Linked DNA regions of Mus musculus: regions 2, 3, 4 and 5 are each linked to region 1. The links are chromatin loops, found by intact Hi-C in ENCODE. Cell type or tissue: heart. All regions are shown on one strand.

The links. A loop is a pair of places that touch in the nucleus more often than their neighbours do. Peaks named below come from ENCODE experiments on the same cell type or tissue, not always from the same donor. Only the 100,000 strongest peaks of a DNase experiment are listed, where the experiment ranks them.
Region 2: it touches region 1 in a loop (10-fold over the local background); 5 of 42 quality-filtered maps call a loop at or near these places.
Region 3: it touches region 1 in a loop (7-fold over the local background); 35 of 42 quality-filtered maps call a loop at or near these places.
Region 4: a loop joins it to region 1, with 7 times the contacts of the local background. A loop is called at or near these places in 10 of 42 quality-filtered maps.
Region 5: a loop joins it to region 1, with 7 times the contacts of the local background. A loop is called at or near these places in 5 of 42 quality-filtered maps.

Annotation. Positions count from the first base shown.
Region 1 is chr10:21,988,930-21,993,929 of GRCm38, forward strand. The region is part of intron 3 of Sgk1 (serum/glucocorticoid regulated kinase 1); the gene reads left to right. Among named protein-coding and RNA genes, the nearest start is that of Gm34267, 67 kb to the right of the region's middle. In heart, CTCF peaks have their summits at 2,521 and 4,320; DNase peaks (open chromatin) are centred at 2,672, 2,702, 4,282, 4,692 and 1 weaker place; H3K4me3 peaks cover 2,614 bases; H3K27ac peaks cover 2,068 bases.
Region 2 is chr10:21,543,292-21,548,291 of GRCm38, forward strand. No RefSeq gene overlaps it. Among named protein-coding and RNA genes, the nearest start is that of Gm33892, 26 kb to the right of the region's middle. In heart, no CTCF peak of the experiment used is centred here; a DNase peak (open chromatin) is centred at 2,370.
Region 3 is chr10:21,598,930-21,603,929 of GRCm38, forward strand. The region is part of intron 2 of 1700020N01Rik (RIKEN cDNA 1700020N01 gene); the gene reads left to right. Among named protein-coding and RNA genes, the nearest start is that of 1700020N01Rik, 8.3 kb to the left of the region's middle. In heart, a CTCF peak has its summit at 2,189 (motif pointing right); a DNase peak (open chromatin) is centred at 2,192.
Region 4 is chr10:21,699,885-21,704,884 of GRCm38, forward strand. No RefSeq gene overlaps it. Among named protein-coding and RNA genes, the nearest start is that of Gm5420, 12 kb to the left of the region's middle. In heart, no CTCF peak of the experiment used is centred here; a DNase peak (open chromatin) is centred at 1,877; H3K27ac peaks cover 277 bases.
Region 5 is chr10:21,626,322-21,631,321 of GRCm38, forward strand. No RefSeq gene overlaps it. Among named protein-coding and RNA genes, the nearest start is that of 1700020N01Rik, 36 kb to the left of the region's middle. In heart, a CTCF peak has its summit at 2,568; a DNase peak (open chromatin) is centred at 2,410.

The sequences.
Region 1 (5,000 bases):
GCCTCCTTGTTTGAGGCTTTTTATATGAAGTTGTAAGGTGTGTGTATCACCAACAGATATAGTCATGTTTTCCATATGAAAGTCCATCTTGAAAGAGGCATATAATTTCTTTATGTTCATTATTTTTCACAATTTATGGGATGAAAATATCAGTAGCCCCACTCTACAGAGATGACAAGAAATTCTTGCAGATAGCAGGCCTCACTTAGAGCTAAGTGTTTGACCAGGCATTCGTTCACCATCTGTATTCACTGTGTCTCCTGAGCTTGTGTGAGGGACATAAAAAATATGGTCAAGATGAAAGACCATTAATGTACAAGAAAAGACACCAAGCAATTCTCCAGCCCCTGCCCCCCACTACTACTATCACGTTGTCTTTTCTTTCTGTCATCTGTGGGCAGGGTTTGTAGGACACTGTAGCCTAGGGGTGGCCTCAACTGCTCTAGCTTCCTCATAGAACAATTACAGGGTCAGGATGGGAAAGATTTCAGGAGAGACTTGGAATGTGAGCCAAGGAAGGCTTTTAGCTTTTACCCTAGTTTGACAGATCTGTCAGAAATTGGGAGTTGTTTTCTTTCTATGAGCACTTTGTAAAATAGGGAGGGTTGAAAGAGAGCGCCTTAACCGTCTCCATCTTGGATCTAATTTTCATAATCTCAAGTCATGGATCTGCAAAGAAATACCAGGTTCTGTGTTAATGATGATCAAGACAAGGATTTGAGATTTCCTGGAATGTGGGCTTCATGAGTAGATTCACCCTGGAGCAATTGAAGCTGGAGGAGGAAGAGTGGGCTCCTCAACCCAGTTCACTGTCTGGATTAGTTTGTATGCAATGGTAAGGGGCCTTTTAGAATATAAACGGGTAGGTAGCCCAACAGCTTTGTTGACCGTATGTAAGGCTTTCTGTGAGACCTTGGTCTCTTGATGTTAGGTCATACACAGTATTTAATTTTGATTCCAAGACTCTCCCAATTTCCTTTTCTAGTCAGATAGACCATTATTTTTCATGATTAGATAGAAACTTTCTAAAACAATTCCCCTGCCTCCTGGCCCCCAGGTAACTGTTGTTGTTTTTTTTTATTAAAGATTTTATTTATTATTATATGTAAGTACACTGTAGCTATCTTCAGACATACCAGAGGAGGGCATCAGATCTCATTATGGATGGTTGTGAGCCATCATGTGGTTGCTGGGATTTGCACTCAGGAGCTCTGGAAGAGCAGTCAGTGCTCTTAACCTCCAGCCCCCCAGGTAACTCTTAAGAGTTAAACACAAGGCAAATAGGTAGTGTTCTACATGTATTCTGGCTGGTAAGGTTGTTGATGTTCTATAAACTTTTTATTTGTTGTTCATTGTATCAGGGCCCTGGCCACATTCCAAAGATGGAGTGAAACTGACTTTGCAGAGTCACAGACCTACCTGCTGTTGCTACCTAGATTTTCATTCTTCCAAGAACGCCCTGGATTCTTCCACTCTGCCCCTTATTAACACTTAAAACTTCTCTTTCTAGAAAGAATGTTTGTAGAACATCAGTATTATCATTTCTTGGGGGTGGGGGAGTTCCGTAATAAATAAGCTTAGCAGTGTGGATTTAATAACTTAATGACATCATTAAGGACAGTGTATACTTCTCTTGTTTTCTCCTGTGCCTCTCATCTTTATGCATGCCACTTTTGACAGTTACATATGGATGGTAACAATTATGATAGAAGCTGTGCTCCAGAAATAGATGCTTAGACACCACTTGTCCATATTAATTCTCATGAATCAAGTCGTTTGTCATCAATTTTCCTGGGGGTTACTATTTTAATAAAAAGACATGCTCTTAGTGACAACCCTCAACAAAAACTCATCGATTCAGTTGCTCTCTCTATATTTTATATAATAACTGTGGTTTTTCTGATGGTTCTGTGTGTTTTGAGGATTCCGCAAGGAAAGTTTTGTACCTACATTACCAATGAGTATAAAAGGCCAGGGGAGAGGGGAGCTAAACTGTACACATGTGTGTGCTGGAGCAATACAAAATGATATTTTCTTATTATCGATGAAATATCTATCTACGTCATCACAACTTGAGGATTAAGGAGCCCAAGAGTAGATGTAGCAGAGTATTTATTTAGACAATGCATTTCAAACCAGTTCCTCTAGTATATGGAGAAATCGTCTTCTGTGAAGCTTTGAATTAAATAAATTATATTAAACTGTCATGTTTCAGTGTTTGCATAGTCCATTTTCCAACAGCAATAGGAGCAAGGCAGCTTTCCAAAACAGTAACAGTTATGTTCTGTTTACAGCTTGGTAAACCAGTTCCGTCAGTTTGGGTTGTCGGTTTGCCCATACTGACGCATACTTGTGAGACCACTGGCTAGGGGAGTTTGGACTAGTTAGTAAGCCAGTCTCCCACCAAAGCTCTGCACTTTCAGGCTCCGGGAAGAATTGCAGGGCTATGCTCTGGGACACATTAGAGCTCCAGGGCAATCCAGTCTTCTGGAGTTCTCTCAGAGAACTCGATCGCCCCCTAGCCTGCACATCCACTGAGTCGTCAGGCAAGTTCAGCCACTTAGCTAGGAGGGAGACTCTGGGAAGGGGCCCGATAACCTCCTGGTAGCAGGACTACCTGGACAAAGGAAGGAGACTAGATTAAGTGGTTGAATCAAGGGGCGACCTCAAGTCTGTGCCCGGTTAACGGGAGCATCGTACATTCCCCCCAACCCTCCCTCCCTCCACTGCCGTGTGTCATCTTCCTGTTCGGAAGTCTTAGTAGGTTGCTGGGACAGAACTGGGGGCGCCTGCTCCACCCATCAGGTATCCGGTTGGAAGAAAAGCCAGTCTCAACAACTTGATTCCCTCTCCGTTAAATGATAAGGTTAGCAGACCATCCGTCTCCAATCGCTGACCATTCCGGAGGCATGGGGAGGAAGGGGCACATGCAAATTGGTCCTTTTCTATTCCAACCACAAATATATGGTTGAGCTTTCTCTTCATTGCACTCGGAGGCCTCGGACTTGAATTCCACATTCCTTTTGGAATGCATGCAAGAGCTTCTTCCCTGGGAGACCAGCCCCTGTGCGTGTGTTTCGATTTTTTTTCTGGACTGATTTGCGGTGCTAATCAGTTAAGTTGCATTTCTTGTATGTCTTACTGGTGAAATAAGCCCAGGATGCTGATGACTGTAATTTTCTGGATGATGTTGCAACGGCAGGATAAGTAGCCCAGTGTTGAACTTTGCAGCTTGCTCCCTTCCTGTATGTAAATTTCCTTTAGATATAAAGTGGGACTCAGAACAGAAAGGCAATAGCAAGCGGCCTCTGGCTGGAGCTCCCTGGTCATCTGGCGCTTCCAGTCTCATCAGAGGCACATAGCCTGGAGGCTAACTTTTTCCGTAACTACTAGTTCTTCCTCCATAAAGTAACCCCAGCCTCCACCTCTGCAGCATTGTGAAGAATGAAAGAGGAGACCTTAAGATCCCCTTGGAAAGGTTCGTGTTCTGAGTACTGTAATTTGGATGGGATGAGTAAAACAAAGATATCTGGGAGAGGCTGGAGGAAGCTCCTGAAAGCTAGGTGATGCACTAGGGAGGGACTCTGGACGAGTTCCTGATTTAATAGTTTCAAACAAATAAGCAAACATCTTCGTGGAGATTGGTGTTTCAAAGCAAACGTTTTCTGGAGGGGAAGTTACCCGGCAGATGCGGAGGGGGCAGGGCAGGGCAGGGCAGGGCAGGGCAGGACTGGGCTAAACAAACGACTGGTACCACATGGTTTGGAGGCACTCACTGGCAATAACAAATTCATAGTTTATGCAGAATCCAAGCACGGAAAAAGCAGGGGCTGGTTGCTATGATTCGGAATCGCCTACACCTTGTTTTAGTTTGGAGTGCCAATTTCAGGCACCCTAAGTACATTGTGAAGGACGTCTACTAAGCAAAATTTCGTCTCTAGAGTTGCGCGTCCGTTCTCCTGGTCTCTAGCTGTCCGAAGTGAGCAAATCAAGAAGCAGCTGAGACTAGAGATTGAGTTAGGTGATGGGAGGTGGCTGCTGCTACAAAACAAACTTGCCCAAGACGGAGGGAGGGAAAAGAGCTTCGCGTGCTTTTCCTGACCTGACAACTGGTATTTTGTAGTGTGTCAAATTCTAAAGTGCCCTTCGCAGCAAGGGGTCATGGCAGGGCAGTCACCGCAGAAAGCACGGCGAGCGCCAGGTACTGGCCCAAGTAGCCGCCTTCCCGGCCCTGGCCCAGACCCGGTGCTCTGGGCTTCCCAGCCAGCGCTGGCGCGCGTCCCCACGTTGGCGGTCAAGCTGCAGCGCCAGGCATCACCCAGCGGCGAGGGGACTGTAAGGCACCTCACTCCTGCCCAACTCCGGCTGCCTCTCCTGCAGCTTCCCTCTGTTCCCAGCTTTTTGAGATGAGTCTCTTACTAATATTTAAAGAGTTAAAGGGTTTCAGTTATGTGAACTTGAAAAAAAAAAAAGCAAGGGGATATAAAAATTAAGTCTACCTGCATCAGCCATCCGGTAGCCCAAAGGAGGAAGGGTAGTGGAGATTAGGAAAAAACGGACGGGGTTTAAGGCAGTGCAATGCAATCTTGGCAGTTTTTTTTTTTTTTTTTTTTCCTTGTGAGAGAGGGACCCGGGCTAGGGTACTGACCACGCAAGGGTCACTCCAGGTCGGTCCTGGAGAGAAACCCCTGCTCCCTCTAACTCGCCACCTCCTCACGTGTTCTTGGCATGGCTAGGATTAAAATTTGCAAGGCTCAAAATTTATGCGGAAAGAACAGAATGTTCTCGGAGATTAGTTGGAAAAAAAAGTGAAATGAAGATTGTACTTTTTTTTTTTGTAGAGCAGAGACTTATTTCCGCCCCCTCCCCTACACATTCCTGACCCCCTCATACCCCCCCCCCCCCGCCTTCCTTCCTCCTCTTCCAAGTTCTGGGATTTTTCAGCCTTGCTTAGTTTTGGCCAAAAGCACAAAAAAGGCGTTTTCGGAAGCGACTCGGCC
Region 2 (5,000 bases), 450 kb before region 1:
TTATGTAAGGTTCTACGCTTTACTGAAATGCCTTTCCTCCTCCTCTTGCTTTCCTCAACCTCTTCTTCCTTTTCCTCCTCTTCCTTCTCCTCTTCTTCCTCCTCTTCCTAGTCCTCTTCCTTCTCCTCCTCCCCCTTTATCATCATCTTTTTCTTTTTCTTCCTCCTCCTCTTCCTCTTCTTTTATAGACATCTCACACTGTTATACCAAGCTAAATCACAATCCTCCCTCATCCTCCAGAGGGTACAGGTTTATACCACCACACCTAGTGCTGTTACAAAAGTATTATAAAAGCCCATAATACAATCCAAAGTTTTAGAGAGGGGGTTATATTGTTATATAGCCCTGCACTAATATCTGTTGTAGGGGAGGATTTTTTTTTCCTCTACCCGAATCAGATCTTATGAAGCAAAGATTTGTATAATCTTTCACACTTGCCAACACTGCTGCACAATGCAGAGTGAATTACATGTTCTGCCACAGCCCTCTCTCCTCCACTCTCCCCCACCCACTGCTCTGCAGTCTTCAAAAACAGTCTACTTTTCTACCAGGGAAAGAAAAAGAGACTATTAGTTTGTGCTGGACAAAGTAAAGGAATTACTGAGCTAACTACAAGCTGGATACATGTAGAATCAATATAATTTTCCATTGGCTGGCTCAAAAATGTATTCAAATCATGTAGTTTTTGAAATGCTAACCATTGGGATTTAGTTCCTAATAGGAAGGTTTGGGGGATACTTTCCCTGATGAATATCCCCATTAGTGAATTTGAATAGCAAATTGCCTGTAATCATACACAGCAATCTTCATGTTTTATTCATGGTTCCAGAAGGGCATGTGTGTTTTGTCCCTCTACTGGGTAAGACCACAGAAAAGTAGACGAAAAGCAAGGTAGGGAGAAACAGCTGTGTCCTGTTAGTTGATAGACTCTTATTTTAGGATTTGCCTGTGAATTTTAATTCATTCTCAAGTACCCAGAACCCGACTTGGAGGTAGATTCTTGTTAAAAAACATGACAATGCTTAAGAATCATAGATTTTTGTATGAGTCCCTTGAAGCAATACATTAAATAAATGCACAGTGGCTATCTGGGGGAGTTCATGATTTAATTGAAACACATGGAGGCATGCAGAGTGACATTTCACTCACGTGCTGAGTGAGCTCCAGGTTCCTTGTCCAGGTAAACAGCCCATCTTTGTAACAGTAAGACTAGAGGTAGAGAGTAACACAGGCTTCCTACCAGAATAACAATGGCTCCTTCTGCATAGTACTCTCCTAGATGCTCAAATGTCATTTCTTGTTGTTTTCTTGACAAAGCTAGATCTTAATATCTCCACTTTATTCCTCAGGAGAACAAGAGGTATAGAGAATATTGGAACCTGTACAGAGAAGAGAATGTGATACGAGACTGGGGATTGGGGAGGGGGGGTCGCATTCAGAATCTTAGCCACACCACTGAGGGCCTCTGCGGACTGTAACAATCAGACTTACCCTCCTTATGCCCATCCTTGACAGACTGGGAAAAGGCCTCACAGGACTGCAAGAGCCAAAGGCAGGAAAGAACTTGAGAAGTTCACTTAAATTTTCAGGAAGCTGTGGCGTGCACCTTTGGAAACTGTACCCTGTGTTTAGGATGTCTTCTTCAGTTTCCCCTTTTCAACATTCAGTGGCTCAGGACGCTCATTTCTGGGTTTTGTTGCTACAGCCACAGGGTCCTGATCAAGACAGTAGCATTGTGACTAAAGGCTGAGCTCTGGGAGCAGCCTCACATTGACCTAAGTTATCTGTAGTTCTCAGGTGTAATAATGTAACTATGCATGTAGCACAGGCACGGTCCTGCTGTATTGGTGATGCCTGTTTGCTCTTAGGGTTTTTGGACACATGTTCGCCAGCCGCGTGAAACTGTCCATTCCAGTACAGAATTCTTATCACCCACAATGAGTGTTTACTGGTCTCCCTACTACAGATGCTCGGGCACTCAGGTGTATCTTCATGGTTTCACACACTCAACTGTGTTTTCCATAGAAAACACTGCAGGGACCTCCACCCACCCAAACACAATTTATATTTAGTTCTTAAGACAAGAACTTGCTTGATCAAGACTAAAATCAAAGGGAAGATGAGACTGGTGGAGCCTGGCCAGGGAGGAAGGAGCCGAAAAGTCCTGGTGGTGGAGAAACTGCAGAGAAACCTCTGACCCTGGAGCTCATGCAGAGAAGCAACAGCAACCTCGAGCTGACAGAGTTGTATTAGACTATAAATGCTTCCAAATATCTGTTGCCGGGAAGTGGATGACATGGTAAATTGCTCCACAGATTGACTACTCAATTCAGTGATTTCCTGAGTCAGGGGTTGCCAGAAAAGCAAGCCCTGGGATTGCTGTCTCCAGGCCTGCTTCCTCTGTTTCCTGCTGTAGGAAGGCCTGTTTCCTGCAGAGAGACGCCTGATTACAGAGCACTATTTTAGAAGGCTGCAGCCTAGGTGACCCGTCAGGATTTTTGTTTGATATTGATTTGAATAGTGTGGCAACCGTGGACATCACAGGAGTAGAGATTCTTTTAAAAAGTGTGAAGTGGTTCAAAAGCAAACACGATTAGGGATGGGAGGTGGACAGCTTTCATCTCAGCAATTTTGGAGCGTTGGGTTTTGTTTTGGGGAATGGCCCTCTTTTCATCACAGCACGGTGGGTTTTGTTTGGTTGGTTGGTTTTGTTACTGTTGTTGTTGTTGTTTTTAATCAGAACTGAATTTTGAACAATGAGGGTAATATTTGTCTGTGACCAGATCTGAACTAAAGCCTGCCTTTGAGAGGAAGCATCAAGAGGCTGGGGTAAGACGACCTTGAGCCACAGCAGGGGGTTCTGGAGGAAAAGCTGCTTTCATCTCAGTTCAGAACTGCTTTTCTATGCATTCTGGCAGCAATTCTTACCTCACAACCCAAATGAAATGAGAACAATTATCAAACGATGCCAGAAAAATAGCTAACTATCTGTATGAAAACACTACTAGAGTCTTCCTTGATGTCAAAGTCAAAAATTGATCAAGGTGAATGAAGTCATTGTACACACTAAAACAGCTGGAGAGAAACTGAAACAGAGTAAGTTGTTTGTTTGATCTTGCTATGGAAATGAGCTTTCTAAGAAAGAAAAAGGGAGCGTCAAGGGGAAGATTGCTACAATTGATAATGTAAAGAAAGAGCATGCAGACATCTACATGTCTATGAAAATGTCAATCAGTTTTCAATAAGCAGAATTGTTGAATACTTTTGGCAACACATATAACACTGTTACTGTCATTACAAGACAGACTCTTATAAACAGCAAATATATATATATATATATATATATGTATATATATATATATATATATATATATATATATATATTAGGTAAAAATACTTAACCGTTGAGAAATACAAGTGGCTAATAAGCAAACAGTTCAAGGTCATTCCTTGATAATTAAAGGAATGAAGAGGGAGCCAAGAGGATGTCAATTTTTCCCATCAAATCAAGAGAGGTAAAATATTGATATCCTGTGAGACACTGAAGGTAATACTGACAAGGATAAAGATAAATACAATTTTCTGAAGAGCAATTTAGTGTATTTACTTTCTTAAAAGTCTTAAAAGCATTGTCCTTCGATTCAGAGATTCTATTTCTTAGGTTACCCTAAAGGAAAATGATAGACATGCAGAATGAATTACATCCAACCAGAGTCACATGACATCATGTCTTGGTACTGGGAACACCACCAATGTTCAATACCAGGGACATAAATGATAGAGCCACATGACAACTTGTAATGCAATTGTTAGAAGGCATGTTTCTAAAAATGACAAATGGAATCCTGGAAATGTGGGTTTTTTTTTTTAAATAAAATAAAACAAGAAGAATATAAAGCAATGTGTTCTAAATACTGAAAGAGGAGGAAGGCATAGTCAAATAAGAAAAATAATGTATCTATTAAGAAAAGGACACATGGCCCACACCAGAAGTTAACGAAAGTTTGTGGTTTTTTTTCTGTTGGAGGATAGCGGATATTTTACATATCATCTTTATATAGTTTTCTGATTTCCAATTTTTTATAGGCAGAAAGAAAACTCACAATAATTGTTCCTTTATAGATTGTTAGTGTTGCTGTTGTCATCATTTGGAGCACACAGAACGCGAAGCTGCTGCGGTAGAAGACAAGTGTTTGGAGCGGCGTCTGCCGATTGAAACACAGGCCGTATTTGTTCTTTCTAATTGGGGCACTAGAAAGCACTCTGCGAAGTTGGCCAGGATTTTATCAGTTGCCTCTCTGAAATAGTACCTTTAGCTTGTTACAACCCTCAGCAAAACAAACGGCTGCTTTCACGGAATCACGTGGAGATTGGAATAGGGTCCTCTAGGATTTGTTCTTCACTACAGGAGTTCTTGGTTAATCTGACTCACCTGTGTCTCACATCTGGGTGGATACCCCATCCACACTTCCTGAGCATCAGTCCGGAAGTGGGTTTTTACTTTTTGATTTGTTGTTGTTTGTCTTCATTGACATGGGCGCTAAGAACAGAGGCAGATGGAGAGCGTGTCCTGGAGAGTGGGTGGCTCAGCACACCAGGGCCATGGTTCCATGACGTCATCAAGCAGAGTCGGCTTATTCCAGCTTGGGCGGTGCTCGCTCCTGTTGCAGGGGGAAGAGGACCTCAAGTTTCCCATTCAACTCACCCTAAATGAGAGATGCCTTTTAGAAATGAATCAAATGTAGTCCTTAGATCATGTCAGGTATTCCACGGTTTGTATAACACGTACGCACTCACTCTCCGTTTTCATAACACAACAATCACCCGTGAACCTGCTGCCCTGCGTGGCAATCCTCCACCACCTTGTTCTTTGTTCACGCCACCCGTTCTTTGGCTTTCAGAACTCTAACCCTGTTCTCTTGTTGGCGTTTATAGTTCGTGTCTAATTTAAAGCAGGGCAGATTTTAATTTTTACTTTACAGAAAAGAGTCTCACACAAC
Region 3 (5,000 bases), 390 kb before region 1:
CACTGGATTCAAATTTAGGTCTTTGTGCTTGCATAGTAGACGTTCTTCTCCACTGAGCCATCCCCTGCCCTGTTAAAGCAACTATTAAGGAGGTACTTTGCATTCATTTGTTCTTCATAGTAAGTCTAACCATCTCTGAAAGCACACCTCCATTTGGACTAGTAATGGGGATTTTTTAGGTTGTATTGTGTGTAAATGTTTTGCCTGCATGTATTATGTCTACCATGTATGCATCTGGCACCTGCAGAGGTTTGAAGGGAGTGTCCCATCCCTGGAACTGGAGTTGTACACTGGTGTGACCTGCCATGTGGGTCCTGGAAGCCAAACCTGGATCCTCTGCAAAAACAAGTGTTCCTAACCACTGAGCCACCTCTCCAGCCCCACTCACATTTTAACTGTGTGAGGTACATGTGGCTGCTGACTACTGCATGAGACAGCACAGATATAAAACAACTATCTACTTTACTCACTCTGTCCAGCTACTTCAGCTACTCCAACTACTCTGGCTACTCCACTCCTATAACACTTGTTAGACTTTGGGATTATCCTGTTTATGTCTTTGCCAAATTCTCTTTGTTTGTTTGTTTCATTGGTTTTGATATGTTAAGTCCCAAAGACCAGGGGCTTCATTTTATTCTGTCATGGCCACAGAACTCAGTACACTGTCAATCAATCTTAAATATTTGGTAAAAGGACTTCAGTAAGAAATCATTGTGTTGTTAGACTAATGGGATTCGCATGTGGTTTCTGTTTCTCACCTTTCCTCCCTTCTGATATCTTCCATCTAGGGAGACTTACACAAGTACTGACTGTCTGTTTCCTTTCGTTTTTTCAAGCTCTATCATAAGTAGCCTGCGTTGTCTGGACCTTACAGAGTTTCCAGCATTGGTTGGAATTGGGTTGGTTTCTAGGGGAAGTACTCTCTGAGCTACCTTTGATGTTATCTCAAGTTCACATTCCACTTGCACCAAGCAAGAAGAAGACCTTCAAAGCAACCTTCTGGGATTTTTCCTGTCTTTCTTTTCCCCATTGGCCATTACAAAGGTAAACTGCCCATTGTTATGATTTCAGCCAATGGTCTGTGGTCAGTTGTGGGCCCTGCAAAACTACCAAAAGGCTGAGCATTTCCCTGCATTGCTGCTCTGGAGCAGCTCCGGGCTTGCTCTTAACCTCTGTGTGACAGTGCACAATGGGTTCAGATCTGTTTGTGCTCATTGCCTCCATTGTAAAAGGAAAAGCACACTAGAGTTTATGTCCAGTGTAGGAGTATAGAGAACGGAACCACAGACAGAGGCCCTCACACACAGTCAGGCAATGTGGTGGGTTGACCTACCATCTAATGTCTGTCCAAAGTGCAGACAGAGTGTTGGAGTAGAATTATGTTCTAAGTAGAATAGGAAAAGTAAGTGGGCTTTAGAAAGAATTCCTGCTCTTTCTATACTTAGAGAGGTTTACAGAAGTGTTTCCTGATTCACCCTGCCCTTCCTAACACCTCTTCTCTCCACACTCTGCTGATCTCTGAATTATACTGCATCCTAGCTCGGGAAACCTAGTAGACTGGATTGACTGAAAACCTAGTAGAAGGGTTGCTGCATTTAAGATTGGTCTGTTTTCAACTTAGAGTTCATTCATTCATTATGAGATAGACCTTTGTCCTCCTACTATGTGTAAGAATTGGAGATGAGAACAGAAAAAAAAAAACAAAACAAAAACAGTTTAATCATTCAGCTAGCCGTGATTGAGTGCCTTGAAGGAGAAGGTGGTTTCACAAGATTGAGTTGAGCCCCTTCTGTTAAAGGCCATATGGGAGAGAGGCTTTAGTGGGGGTGTGGGGTAAAGTTCTAAACAGTGGGAGAAGCAAATTTCAGCCTACTGAGGTGGGAAATAATCTAGCATAATCGAGAGACTATTAAACAGTGGCCCAGGCTGTACCCCAGGGGCCTCCCAGGTCAGTAAAAATGAATCAGAGCTTGTTTTATGCTTTTCTCCACGAAGGGGCTGAGAATTTACGGCCCTTAGTGATGTTCCGCCACTGTTTACCTGATACTTGGAGTTTAGCTTCTACATGGTGTGACAAGCCCATCGAAATTTTGACTTTCCCATGTGCCTTAGTGGTAGACCTATAAATCCCTTCACTTCTGTTTGGAAGTTCTCTGAGCCAAGTCACCTGCTTGCAATAGCAGGCTGTGGGCACTAGGGGGCAAGGGAACGTTTTCCTACATTTCTTTTGGTAAGCCAGTGAATGGTGACTGTCCATGGGCTTTGACCTTTGACCTTCACATTGAGTTAATGAGGGAGGTCATACCACATGTGCAGGCCATCGCTTTTCTCATCTTATTGAAGCATTACAAAACCAAGCCAGCAGATCTCTGAGATTACAGGTATGATTTAATGCTCTCTGAATTCAAGAAGCTGCCTCAATCGGGGGTCACTGAAGCCGTGGGGGTTCATGATAATGGTTTAGAAACATCAACAGAACATATTTCAAAGGACTTCTCAAAATCTTTAACTCTAGTCTCAGGGACTAAAAGGGACACATAGTCTAGAAAACAGGGTCTTCAGCAGCCTTCCAAGACTGTTCCCTGCTAGGATGGGGACTGGGAGCGGAACCAGAGAGATGCTGGAATCTTAACTGTGTTATTGGCAGGCCTAGGCCGTCTGAGTTGATAAACCATTACTAGGAACACAGTGAGATTTCCACTTGGAGTTAGGTGTTGCTGGGTTTTTGCTGCACTTCTGGAAGCTGTGTTTGCAACACATAATAAATAATGATACCTCTAGGGGAAACAGAAAAATAGACAAGGCTACTCATTACTGCAAATTGGTCATGGAGTGACTGGGTGGTGCAAACCTCACACCGGTCATATTACAGTGATTGCTGCAGACAGCAGTCCTATGCCAGTCACGAGGAAAATCAAATAATTAGCAGATGTCATCAGTGCCAATCTGTTGGTGTTTAAAAATGGACCGAGTGAATCAGCAAACTATTTAGGAAAGTAAGGCTGTGCCGATCATTCTGTCATGAGAAGCCTTGTGTGAACAATATGGCCTATGTGTCATTAGGGTACTTCAGCATGACCATGAGAAAGAAAATGGAGGCCTGTATATCCAGCATAACGACAAGAGCCAGCTATGTTTACAAGTACCACACTGCGCAGATGCCTTTAAACTTTCAAACAGTATTTAAAACAAATGACTAAGGCAATGTCTCACTGTGATTATTGTCACTGTCACCATTAAAAGCAAATGACACAGTTTAAAGTGAGACACAAGCTCTCCTCTCTAGATGCATTGATGATGGAATAGGAATAGGCGTGGACATAAGAAGTATGTAGATAGAGATGAAGTGACTACAGGCACAATAAAAATAGACGAGCATCACTTATGGAAATGGAATAGAGTAGCCGTAGGCCTAACACTGAGGGACTCTGTCTAAGCATCATTGCGTTTACACTTGAGAGCAGTCCTGTGTTGGCTTCCTATTATCCCATTCTCCTCATAGATGTAGGGGAGGAGACTTGGGAAAGTGGTCCCAGATGTGAAAACAAGTCTGCCATCTCTAGTGGGACACTATTCCTTCCAAGCACTTTGTCCCTGCACAGGTACCCTACATTTCTGCCGCAGTGTTTGCTTGTGTCTATGTAACAACACCGCATCTTCTAGGTGCATTTCTACTATTCTGATGTTACCATTTGTACCATTCCTAACAACACAAATGTAAACTCTGTTGTGTTTGAGGCCAATTCTGCATTCGGTTGTAATCCTAGCAAGTCCTTACCATGTACTATGAACTGTGCTAAACATCTCACATACCGTAGTTATGTAGGGTAAATGTTATTCCCATTTTACACATAAAGAAGCTGAGGCTTAAGAGAAACGAAGTGACTTTCAAATAGTAACAGATCTAGGGCACAATTAAACAAGACCCTGAACCTGGTCTGTCGGCACCCAAAGGGTCACATATTCCCATAAAGCTGTGCTGCTCAGGTGCTCTGCTGACCGCTAAGGGGCTTCATTCAACATGGGCTTCACCACCAGCTTCTCCATGGATAAGATAATTAGGACGAAAAGTAGGTCTGTGTCTCCCCACAGCGACCCGGATGGCATCTGAGTCAGTGTGCAAGGAAGAGATCTTTGTCATTTTTCCAATTATCTCTGCTTGGGGCTATGTTCCCTAGGGGCTCTCAGGCTATGGGAACTGGTGAGAAGTGTAAACTCAGTGAACTGAAGGAATGGTAGACTGTCCCCAGTGCGCACATGCTCCCAGGGAAAAGAGTGCTTCAAGCAACAACCGGGGTTTATTTTTCTTTTTTCTTTTATTGTATATTTTCTTTTACTTACATTTCAAATGTTATCACCTTTCCAGGTCTCCCCTCTGGAAACCCCTATCCCATCCACCCTGCCCTGCCTCTATAAGGGTGCTTCCCCCACCCCTGACCCCTGCCCACTCCTGCCTTCCCTCCCTGACATTCCCCTACACTGGGGCACCAAACCCCCTAGTCCCAAGGGCCTCTCCTCCCACTGATGTCCAACAAGGCCATCCTCTGCCACATATGTGGCTGGAGCCCTTTGGTTGATGGTCCTATTCCCGGGAGCTTGGGGCGTCTGGCCAGTTGACACTGCAACAACCGATTTTTTAAAGCTATCCTGTCGCAGTAGTGATGCTCAACTGTGTGAACTTTCCCAGGAGCAAGTGAGTAAAACCATGTACTCACCCCAAGTGGAGCACCAAGGACAAAGAAAGGAAACAACCGAGTATCACTGGACACTAGTGAGAGCACAGAGCAGTGGCTACTCACAGGAGAGGGGCGAGGTGACATAGGAGTGACTGTCCCACTGAAGAACTGTCTTCCTTCAAGCAGCCATCAGCTGCCTGTAAACCCCCTGGTAGGAATAGGGTCTCTTAAGCTCCACCCCTTCCCCTTCTGTGGTGGAACCTTAGTGGTCTCAACCTTGTGTCGTCCCCCTGTGGTAATTACAGTCCCAGAGGACAGTGGGCA
Region 4 (5,000 bases), 290 kb before region 1:
TGTGTTTTCTATTGTACTGTGATTTCTATAATATAACTGAGCTGAGATTACAGGAAAAGAGGTGACTATTTTTACATTTTGAAAAGGGCTAGATTATTTGGGGACTAAAGCTAATTTTGAGCCATTCCTAGTGTTGTTGGCATCCCTAGAGGGTCTATTTCCCCCAAATTTCATCACACTAAGTGTTAGGACTCATTCTGGTAGAGAAACTGCCCCTTCCTCCAATGTGACTCAAGTTTTGTTTCTCCGATCACAGTATCAACAGGAGACATCTCTTATGTTTTCAGGTTCTTGCGTCCCTGTGTTGTGAGGTGCTCTGACACATCTGTCATTTTCTAATTAAGTGATACGTGCCTTTACTGTATTGGGAATACCAGGTCATTATCCTGTGTGTTCTAAATATTTTCTCTTAGAAAATCATTTGTTCTCTATGCTAAATATGAGTTATACATTTTCATTTAACCAACTACCCACCCCAAACTTTGATTCGTATGCCACCTCACACTCAAGAATATGAGGAATTTTTTTGAAATACATTCAAAATTTTACTTTGAATTTTTTTATCTTACCAACAAAGATTTCCCTCATCCAATACTTACACAAGTGTCTTCAAATGCCTCAAAAGTTTTCTTTGTTTCTATTTGGTTCCTTAATATTTCTGGAATTTACTTTCAGATATAACCTGAGTTAAATGTTCTCTTCTTGCTCACACATGACCATTTTACTCTAAGCCCATTGTTGGTGTATTCTGTATTATATATAATAATGTTATATATACATAACTTTGAACATCATATATTCTTTTGCAGCAGCTTCTCTCAGATCTACATGTGGAAGCTGCTCGTACCACAGCTTTCTTCTCTATGTATGTAAAAGTTTCCCGGCAGACCAGCCAAACCCTACTTAGAGGATGGTTCCCTCCTGAATGAAGGAGTGCAACTCCTTTATGCAATGAAGCTTTTCATGTCTGTAAAGTTATCAAAATGATGTCCTTCAAATTTTGTCAAATAATATCATCAATGAGTTGCACTTATACTGGATCAGGATTTGACTTGCCTTTTCTAGGCTAAGGACATGGCTCACTTGGTAACATCCTTGCTATGGAAGTGTGAGGACTGCAGCTTGGAAAGCTGGACACGGTAGGATGTGTCTATAATCCCAACACTCCTAAGACAAAATGGGCTTTAGAGACAGGAGAATCTCCAGGAGTTTGTGAACCACCTAGCCTGGCATGTGCCTCTAGGAGACCCTATCTCTGTCAAGGTGGAAGGCAAGACATCAATACCTAAGTGTATCTACTGACCTTCACATGCATGTTGTAACATGTCTGTTCCTGTGTTCACACATACACACACATACACACACACACACACACACACACACACACACACACACGCATACACACGTATATGTTAACTGATTTTTCTCAACCCCATGAATAATTTAAGTATTAGGCTTTTTGACTACGTTATCTTTATTTACAAATGCAGCCCTCCAGGCTTAAAAGATAAAATATCTGTGTTCAATTAACTTAAACAGAACCATTTAGAATTACTCCATTTGTATGTTAGAATTGGCATAAAATGGCTCATACACTCTGCTACCTGTTACTGGATATATCTGGTGGAGAATTCTACTTTAATGAGGCTGCAGTGGCTTTTACCCTTATTTCCTTTGTGTTTATTCTGGGTAGTGCCTGCAAGAAGACTATTTTGGTTAAGGACACTGTTCTTGTCCTAAGGAGGAAGTGAGCACACTGAGCCTTGTCTCCAGCCCTTGAGCAGCTAGACAGGTCAGACAGACAGCTCTGTCAGCCAGGCTCCAGGAAGGGCTCTCCTGTCTCATGGAACAACCAAACAATTGTTACTATTTACAATGGCCCATATGCCGAAGTATTCTTAGAACAATGAGGAAAGGGAAAGTCGGCCACCAGGCAGGAAAGAGGGCTTTCAAGCCACAGCAAGCTCAGAGAATGTGCATGCCCTTTAAATGTAAACAGCTGGCTGCAGAGCTTATCCAAATAACAATGTACAGGGTGCTTGCCATGTGCCGGACACTTGACATAGCCATTGTCCCTGATCCCATAACCATTTCACCAGACCAGCATGATCCCAATCTAATCTGTGAAGAAATCAAGGCAAAGAGAGATGCTAACAAGGGAAACACGTTTCCAAGGGTGTGGAACGTTGTAGCGAAGCTACAACTCATCCAAATCAGAGCCTATGTATTCTTAGCTACCACTCTTAAAAATTAAAAATAAAGAAAAAGTTTACACTTCTTTGAAAAGGAATCCATAATCTTGTTACTAAAAGCACAAGGCAGTACAAAGAACACCAATAACAGTTTGAAATATGCTCTTTTTGAGTTCCTCTGAATTTCACAGAGGCAGTGGGAACTTGAAGAAAGTATGCTAAATGTTGTATGTGACAGCCCAACAGCTTCCCTTGCCATATACATAATGGATACCCTTGGCGAGCTCTCCAACTATGTAAATGACACAGAACAATCTCTTGTTCTGCTTATAGTAATTTTAGACCTTAACAAAATGTATGCAAAAACTCCAATTAACAAAAATAGGAATCTGCTGGGCAACTTGGGTTATTCTCAAATGAAATGGGCTTCAATGTGACTGAATGTTTCTGAGAGCTGCTATAGTAGAAAGGAGACTTTTTTTTTAAACCTTAAAAGAGGTTAAAAGAGAAAATAATAGAAAGGTTAAAACGTACATTATTGTTCTTGTTAAATGTGAGAACTCACTAGATTTCTGGCTTTTTCCAGCTATATTGTAATACTTAGTCTTCTGATGTTCTTAGTTTCCCCAGAACTCAACCTGTACATATTCTATAGTTAAATAAACTCAGGAGCTGTTTTCATGAGAATATTTCAAGCTACCTATCACACTCTCAGAATGCGAACCATTTGAGGACTTGGATCTTAAATCCTGCTATAGCTGCAGGAATATCTACAATGTAGAGGTGGTGGGACTCAGATTCTTAATGAACTAGCCTACCTCCATCTTAGGCTTAAAAACCATCTTATAGTAAAAACGAGCTAGGTTTATTCCTGTTTATGATTAAACCTCTGCTGCTCAAAGATTGGGTTATAACCCACCTGTAGCCTTAACTACAAATACCTCTGTATTGTCTACTCCAGGAAATGGCAATCATACCTTTATTTCCACCAGTTGTTATGACCACCAGTTGTTATGACTACCTTAAGACCATCTTGCAATCATGTCTTTGTTTCAAAGATTTGTAATGACCATCTTGCAACCCTACCTTTGTTTCAAAAGATTATTGTGACTACCTTGTTATGACCACCTTTTTTTTTGGTCCTGCTTCTGTAACCCCACCTATTTTCCCTGTCAAATCCCCATTTGGGAACCCCTTTCCCCTGAAGTATAAAACCCTGTCTTCCTCATATCTAAAGCTGATTTCTCAAACACCACGGGGGGCGGGGGGGGGGACGACAGCTTGCACACAAAATAAAAAGGCTTGCTTTAATTAATTACTTGCTTTAATTAATTTGGCTATGATGGTTGGGTATGTAATTTTTCTCTTTGAATCTTTGGAATTGACATTCCACTAGCTTTTATTTGTGGCACCCTTGGGATTAGATAAAAATCCATTTGTTCCTGCCATACAACGCAGAACTCTGAGCAAATAAAAGGGAAGGGAGAGAAAGATGTCTTGAAGTGAAATGAGACGGTCAGAGTGTGCATCGAACCTCAAGAGGAAGATACATTAGAACAGGGAAAGAATGGTGTGGACCAAGTTAAGCCTCCCCTTCCCGCAACATCCATATTAGATGTGGGCTCCATCCCTGCCAATATGCTTGTTTTGAGATGGGCTTTGAAAAGGTATTTTAGGTTTAGATGAATGAGATTCTGAAAGTGGAGCCTTCATCATGATGAATGCTTATAAAGAGAGACAACAAAAAGCTTATTTCTCATTGTCTGCTATGTGAAGACAGAGAATGCAGCCATCTTCATGCAAGAAGACAGCCTTCACTAAGGAACTGAATTACATCAGACAGCACTGTGACCTTGACTTTCCCAGACTCCAGAACCTAAAAAAAAAAAGAAATCCTATAGTTTAAGCACCTACCCCTCGGGATTTTATTTTCACAACTTAAGTATACTAGTAGAAGTGGGGTGTGTGTGTGTGTGTGTGTGTGTGTGTGTGTGTGTTACTTGAAAAAAAAGAAATGTTTCTCTAAAAAGGAGGTAAAGGATTTGTCTTTGTTTTTGGACTAAGGTCCACTGTTATACTAAAGCATCCATTTATAGTGCTCACCACACCTAACATGGTAGCCATGCCTCGTGTTCTCTTCAGAAACCCACAGCTACTTGGGAAGTCACTCTTAGAAGTTTCCTAGGTATGTGTAGCCAAATCTTGCTCTACAGTGCTGTGTTATCCATAGCTAATTGAATTTGATGCACCCCTCTCCCAAAGGTGGCTGACCATGTCTGGCCAACAGCCTGAGAAGAGGTCTGACACAAAGAGTAGTGCCCCCTGGGAATGACGGTGATGAACTGAACCAATCCTGTCCTCTCTTTTGAGACTTTGAACTAAAGTGTCTACAGACAATCAGCTAGGTAGTAGGAAAAGATTGCAGAATCACAGAAAGAGTCAGAGGCAAAAGAAATATTCCAGAGGTCTTCCAGGGGACTGTCGAGGTAGTGGGCGAGGTCCCGTGGAATCCTGAATCCCTTTTCTGTACAGCAGTCGTCGTGGGCAGCTGTGGTCTTGTGATTTCCAGATGTGAAGCTTCTCTGTGCTATGGTTAGAATCTAGTTTGTAAAAGGGGAAGTTATTCAAGAGTCTTAATATCTTACTTCTATATCATTCATGGGTCATGACACTCTGGACTCATCTCTTGAGGTAATAATTATATATTTTTTTTCCTTACCTACAAAGAAGGTACACAAACTATCATATTATCTAATTTTTTTAATCTTCTGGAGAAGGTTTCAGGCTACATTAAATGGGACTTTTCTG
Region 5 (5,000 bases), 360 kb before region 1:
GAAAAGGATTATAGCTCTGTGATCAAGAAAATAATATGCCTTGCACCAGTAATAGAGTGTGTCCACTTTGGCATGGTAATTTGAGTTCCAAACTTAGTAGACAAGGATACATTTCAGTGCATTACCAAATGAGAGCATACAGCATCTGTACACAGCCTGAACAACAAGGTGAAGCTAGGATGGGATGTGGTGGCCCTGAGAAAAAACTTCTACACTTCGAATCAGTTACGTGTCAAAGAAACAGTTTCTCCAGTCCAAAAGCAGCGGCACCTACTCGGTAGAGTTTGAGTTTGCTCTGACAGGGTTCCGATTTCTTTGTGTGCTGTGTTTTCTATGTAACTTGCTGAATAGCCAGTGGTGAATCTGTATGCTGGTCTAAACATCTCACAGAGGCATCTACCAAGAGCTTGAGCTAAACAACTCAGAAGTTCCAAGGGCTAAGAACAAAAGGCGCACAGAAGGTCTGTCGGGAAGTGAGTGCTGTGTGGTTGGAGCAGCTTCTCACTCAGCATTGAGAGTCTCAGACAAAGCCTCACGGTAATGCTGCAAGATGAATTACAGTCAGAAGCCCTTGAACTTTCCAAACAGATTTACCTACATGTAAGGGCTAGTGGCATGGTGAGAATCTGAGTAAGACAGAAATGGTCCCTCTCACTCGACAATCTCATAACTGCCTTAGTAATGGACCAGACCTTCTGTCTTCCCACTTAATGTCCACAGAATAAGCCCTACATTCTGCTACCTGCCCATTGCATATACAAATGTGTGCTTGCTGTCTGTATAAAATGGGACTTCAGAGAAAATGGACCAGGGTGAAATCCTGCCCCAGCCTCCCAATCAAGGTATATTTTCTGGGTCAGGTGGCTCTTGTTCATCCAGCCACATAAGTCTCATTTATCCTTGACTTGTCTGACCTCCTAAGCCTTGCCCTTACCAATCCCCTGCCTTGAACCCGGGAGTCCAGAGAAGGGAGTCAGACTCTATACTAGGAGTCTGAGGTTCTCTTGCAGCACAGCCCTGCCTGGCACAGCTTGGCAGAAAGGGCAGTGTCTGTATCCACCTTAGAGGATCTCATACAAGGTCTCCATCTTTAACTGGCATTTGCATCTCTCTGTTTTTAATCGATAAGTAGACCCCAACTCTGTTTCTCTCTTTTATTTTTTTAATATTTGCCCACATAGTTAATAATGAGCCACTTTTTGGGCCATGCTGTTAGCCAGGGTTTGTAATGGAAGTTGGCAAGGTAAACGCAGCGCCTTGGAAACTACTGGACTGATTTTTTTTCCCTGAAAAGTTAAATAGAAAAGACTCTTTCCCCCATTGGTAATTTTCATTTATAGCTTGATTTACTAGGTTAGCTCAGAGTTTGAAGTAGACTATAAAGCACATGGGTTCTTTACTACCCAGATTGATTTCCTATGAAGAACGAGAAAATGTGGCATCACAAGGTCAACTATGCTGCAAGAAATAAATGATGTGTTGTCTGATTTTGAGTTATTTAAACATAGAAAAATGCTGCATGAAGTTTTAAGAAGTAACCTCCAAAGAGAAAAAATATGACAGGAACAAAAATATTCAGAAGGAAGGAAAAGCATGGGCTTTTTGTAACTTTAAATTGTTTAAAGATAGGCTGGAGTCCATGACATAAGGAGTCCTATTGAAAAGTAAACCAGCCTGATTAAAGGCAAAAACAAACAAACAAACAAACAAAACCCTTTCTCCTGTTCAGCTATCAAAAGCTCTATGTAGTTGGTCCCCAGTATGATTTAGGTATGTTCTCTGTCCCCCAGAGAGCCATGTGCTGTAATAGAAGCTTGGGCTCCATTGTAATAGTCTGCCTCTTTAAGGGGTAGGCTTAGTGGAAGGTGGTTAGGTCATAGCAGCAGCACCTTTGAAGGGCATTAAGGTAGTTCTTTTGGGGATGAGTTGCACATAATGAGACCATCCCATGTACTTGATCTCTTATGCCCACAGACATTTTCATTTTTTACTTCTCCACAATACTGTGACACAGTTGGGGATGTTACCTACAAATATCGTTGTTCTATTTGGACATTGTGACCCCAAAATTGAGTCAAATCTCTTTTCTTCACATAATTCCTGTGATAAAGTAATCTGTGGTAGCAACACAAAATGAACACCCACTTGCCTCTTAACGTTTCACAAGGTCAACAAGTCAGAGTGCCCGATCGAAGCAAAGTCACAGGTGAAGATTTGTCCCTGTGGCTCACAGTTACCAGCATGAGTCAGAGGAAACCCGAGGGCACCGTATGCATATTCCAGCTTTCTGGAGCCTTCCATTCCCTGTTTGGGTGGGCCATGAGCTTTCTGTGTTGACTCTAATACGGAGAGAAAGAGACTGCCTGTGTTGCTAAGCTGAGGCTGACCTCACAGCTGTTTCCTCATGGGGCTGGCTCGGCCAGGCTCCAGCCTCTGATTGCTTGTTTGCATGGGTCGGTCCAGAATGTCCTTTTTGGCAAGAACATTACTCATGTTTTCCATCCTCTGACATAAATTCTGCCAGTGTAGTGACCATTTTTATAAGTTGGTACTGAACACTCCTCTACATTTTGGTCCAATCCCTCTAGTGTCCAGTACCTTTTATTACAGAACCATTTATATGTTTGTTTGTTTGCTTGCTTGCTTGTTTTTCAGTTTAACAATCCACTTTCTTTCCTGTCTCTTATGTGTACCAAGATCAGAACTGAAGCTAGGTTTTTGCAATGACCTTAAGAAGAAAAGCAAATTTCCTTTTAATAATCTATGCCTTGCAGGAGAGAGAGGGGGAGAGGAGAAGAGGAAGAGGGTTAGGTGTATCCAGCGTTTTTCTCCTTAGAGGAGTTGACAGGCATTAGATACGCTCTTGGCTTGAGGACATCAAACAAGATATGCATTCTCTCCATCTTCCAAGAAACTGTAACCGGATGACTTATGGTCGGTCCATCATCGCCTCCTTCCTTCATCCATTTTGGTTATCTTTTTTTGCAACCCTGTCCATGAGAACATTTCATTTTTCAATCATGTGGTACATAAAGTTAACCACAGTTATCGTCTCTTCGTGAGTAAATGAAAGGCATTTTGAATGCCTGGAGCCAAACAAGTTTGATTTCACAGTGAGGCATCTTAAAAAGCAGAAAGGAAAGATGAGGTCCGGTTACTGCAGAGCTGTGCAGCTCTGCGTTGCAATCCCCAAAACTGCTGAGCATGGACTCTGTGCACCCCTGGCAGGAGACTCAGGTCAGGAGTTCAGAATGTCTTCCCAAGGAATAAATATACTCTAGACATCATCTGAGCATTCAGTTGGGTGACACAGGATGAGCCACAGGGAGCTCAGTCCCTTGTGGTAGACATGGTTAACTGAAGCATTGGCTTTTAGAGAATTCAATTCAATTATAGCGTAGCAGCTTATTTCACTGTTACCCATCCTTTCAAAATGAAAAGTTGACGATAGGAAATGACCTGAGAATGTTTGTGATGAAATGTGAATATAGAAATCAGAATGGCTAGTTTCTTCAGCACTGTAACTAGCCAGGCAGAAGGAACAAGGGATACAGGGAGAGAAATAAGAGGGAAGATGGGCAGGTTTTTTTTTTCCCATCTGTCTATGCTACTTGTTATAATGTTTGCACATTATTTTTTTAAGTACAGTACAGACTTGATGAGTTTTGCTGTTAAGTGGTCTGTTTGTTATAATTATGCTAACACCTGATAAATGGAGAGCCCCCAAGCAGCACCTAGTTTTGCCCTGTACTTTCACTGCAGAGCCTCCAGGGAAGATGGGTATATAAGGCATCCGAGCTTCAGACACTCCAAAGATTTCCAGGACAATCTTGGTGTAACACCAGAAGTACCATACTCAAAGATTCCGAGGAAAACAAACAAAGCAAATCAAAAGAGTCTTTCTTCAATTTTCTTCTAACACATAATGGGTTTTTAAATACAATTTATTTTTGAATAGGTAGGTAATGATTTACTTAAAAGTTTAAAAGATGATGTAATTTCTATATACCCTGTATTCAGCATCCCTGAAATATTAATGTCATACATTAATATAATTATATTTGTTTAGATATGTATGGATTATTACTGGCTAAAGTATACTCTTTATCTATTTCCTTATCTTTACATCAGTGGCCCTTTCTACTTGACAGCTACATCCATGTAGTTATAACATGCTTATTGAGTTGTCATCTCAGGCTGTGTTCATAACTGAGATAGTTTCTTAGACTCCTCTTGTTTTACAACCTTGGATGTCTTTAGGAAATTTGTTAGACAGTTTTGCTTCTTGGACAGTATGCCCAAACATTATTTTTTTTTTCTGCTTAGGCTGAGACTGAATAGGGCCTGGGTCTTTGGAGAAAGACCACAGAGGTCAAGGGTTGTTCTCACTCCTTTCTTTATGGATGCACACAATAAGCATGAATGAATGTCAGATGGTTAGTGTTGACCTTGGCCTCCTGGGGGAGGCACCAGGATGTCTCTTTAAGATGGTTCACCACTTGAGTATCTGCCAAAGGGAAGAGTTTCTTTTTTTAAAAATGTGGCAAAAGTTTATAAGCAGTAAGTCCTTAACCTATGACTAGCAGAATTCATGCTGTTTCCTCTTCTTCTCATATACCCATCTGATACTTATGTGTGCTTATAAATTCATATTATCTCATAGATGAAAGTGCCATAACCCTTCAGAACCACTCAGACACGTTGCCAAGACGTGTGTGGTGAAGATAATCCTGAATCTTTGTGAAGGCGGCTGTGCATAAAAAGTATCCTTCCATTCTACTGACAGCATAGATAAGTCTCACAGAGGTGACAAATCAAAACCGAGCTGTAAGTGATGACAACATGTAGGACATAGGAACCATGGGGCAAGGTCGCACTGGGGAATCCAGTATTTCTAAGCATCCCAGGTCCTATTTGAGTTGTTATTTCTTCCTAGATTAGACCCACTCAGACCACTTAATGAAAACTTGTTGAATGAATAGCTAAAAATTTAATAAAGA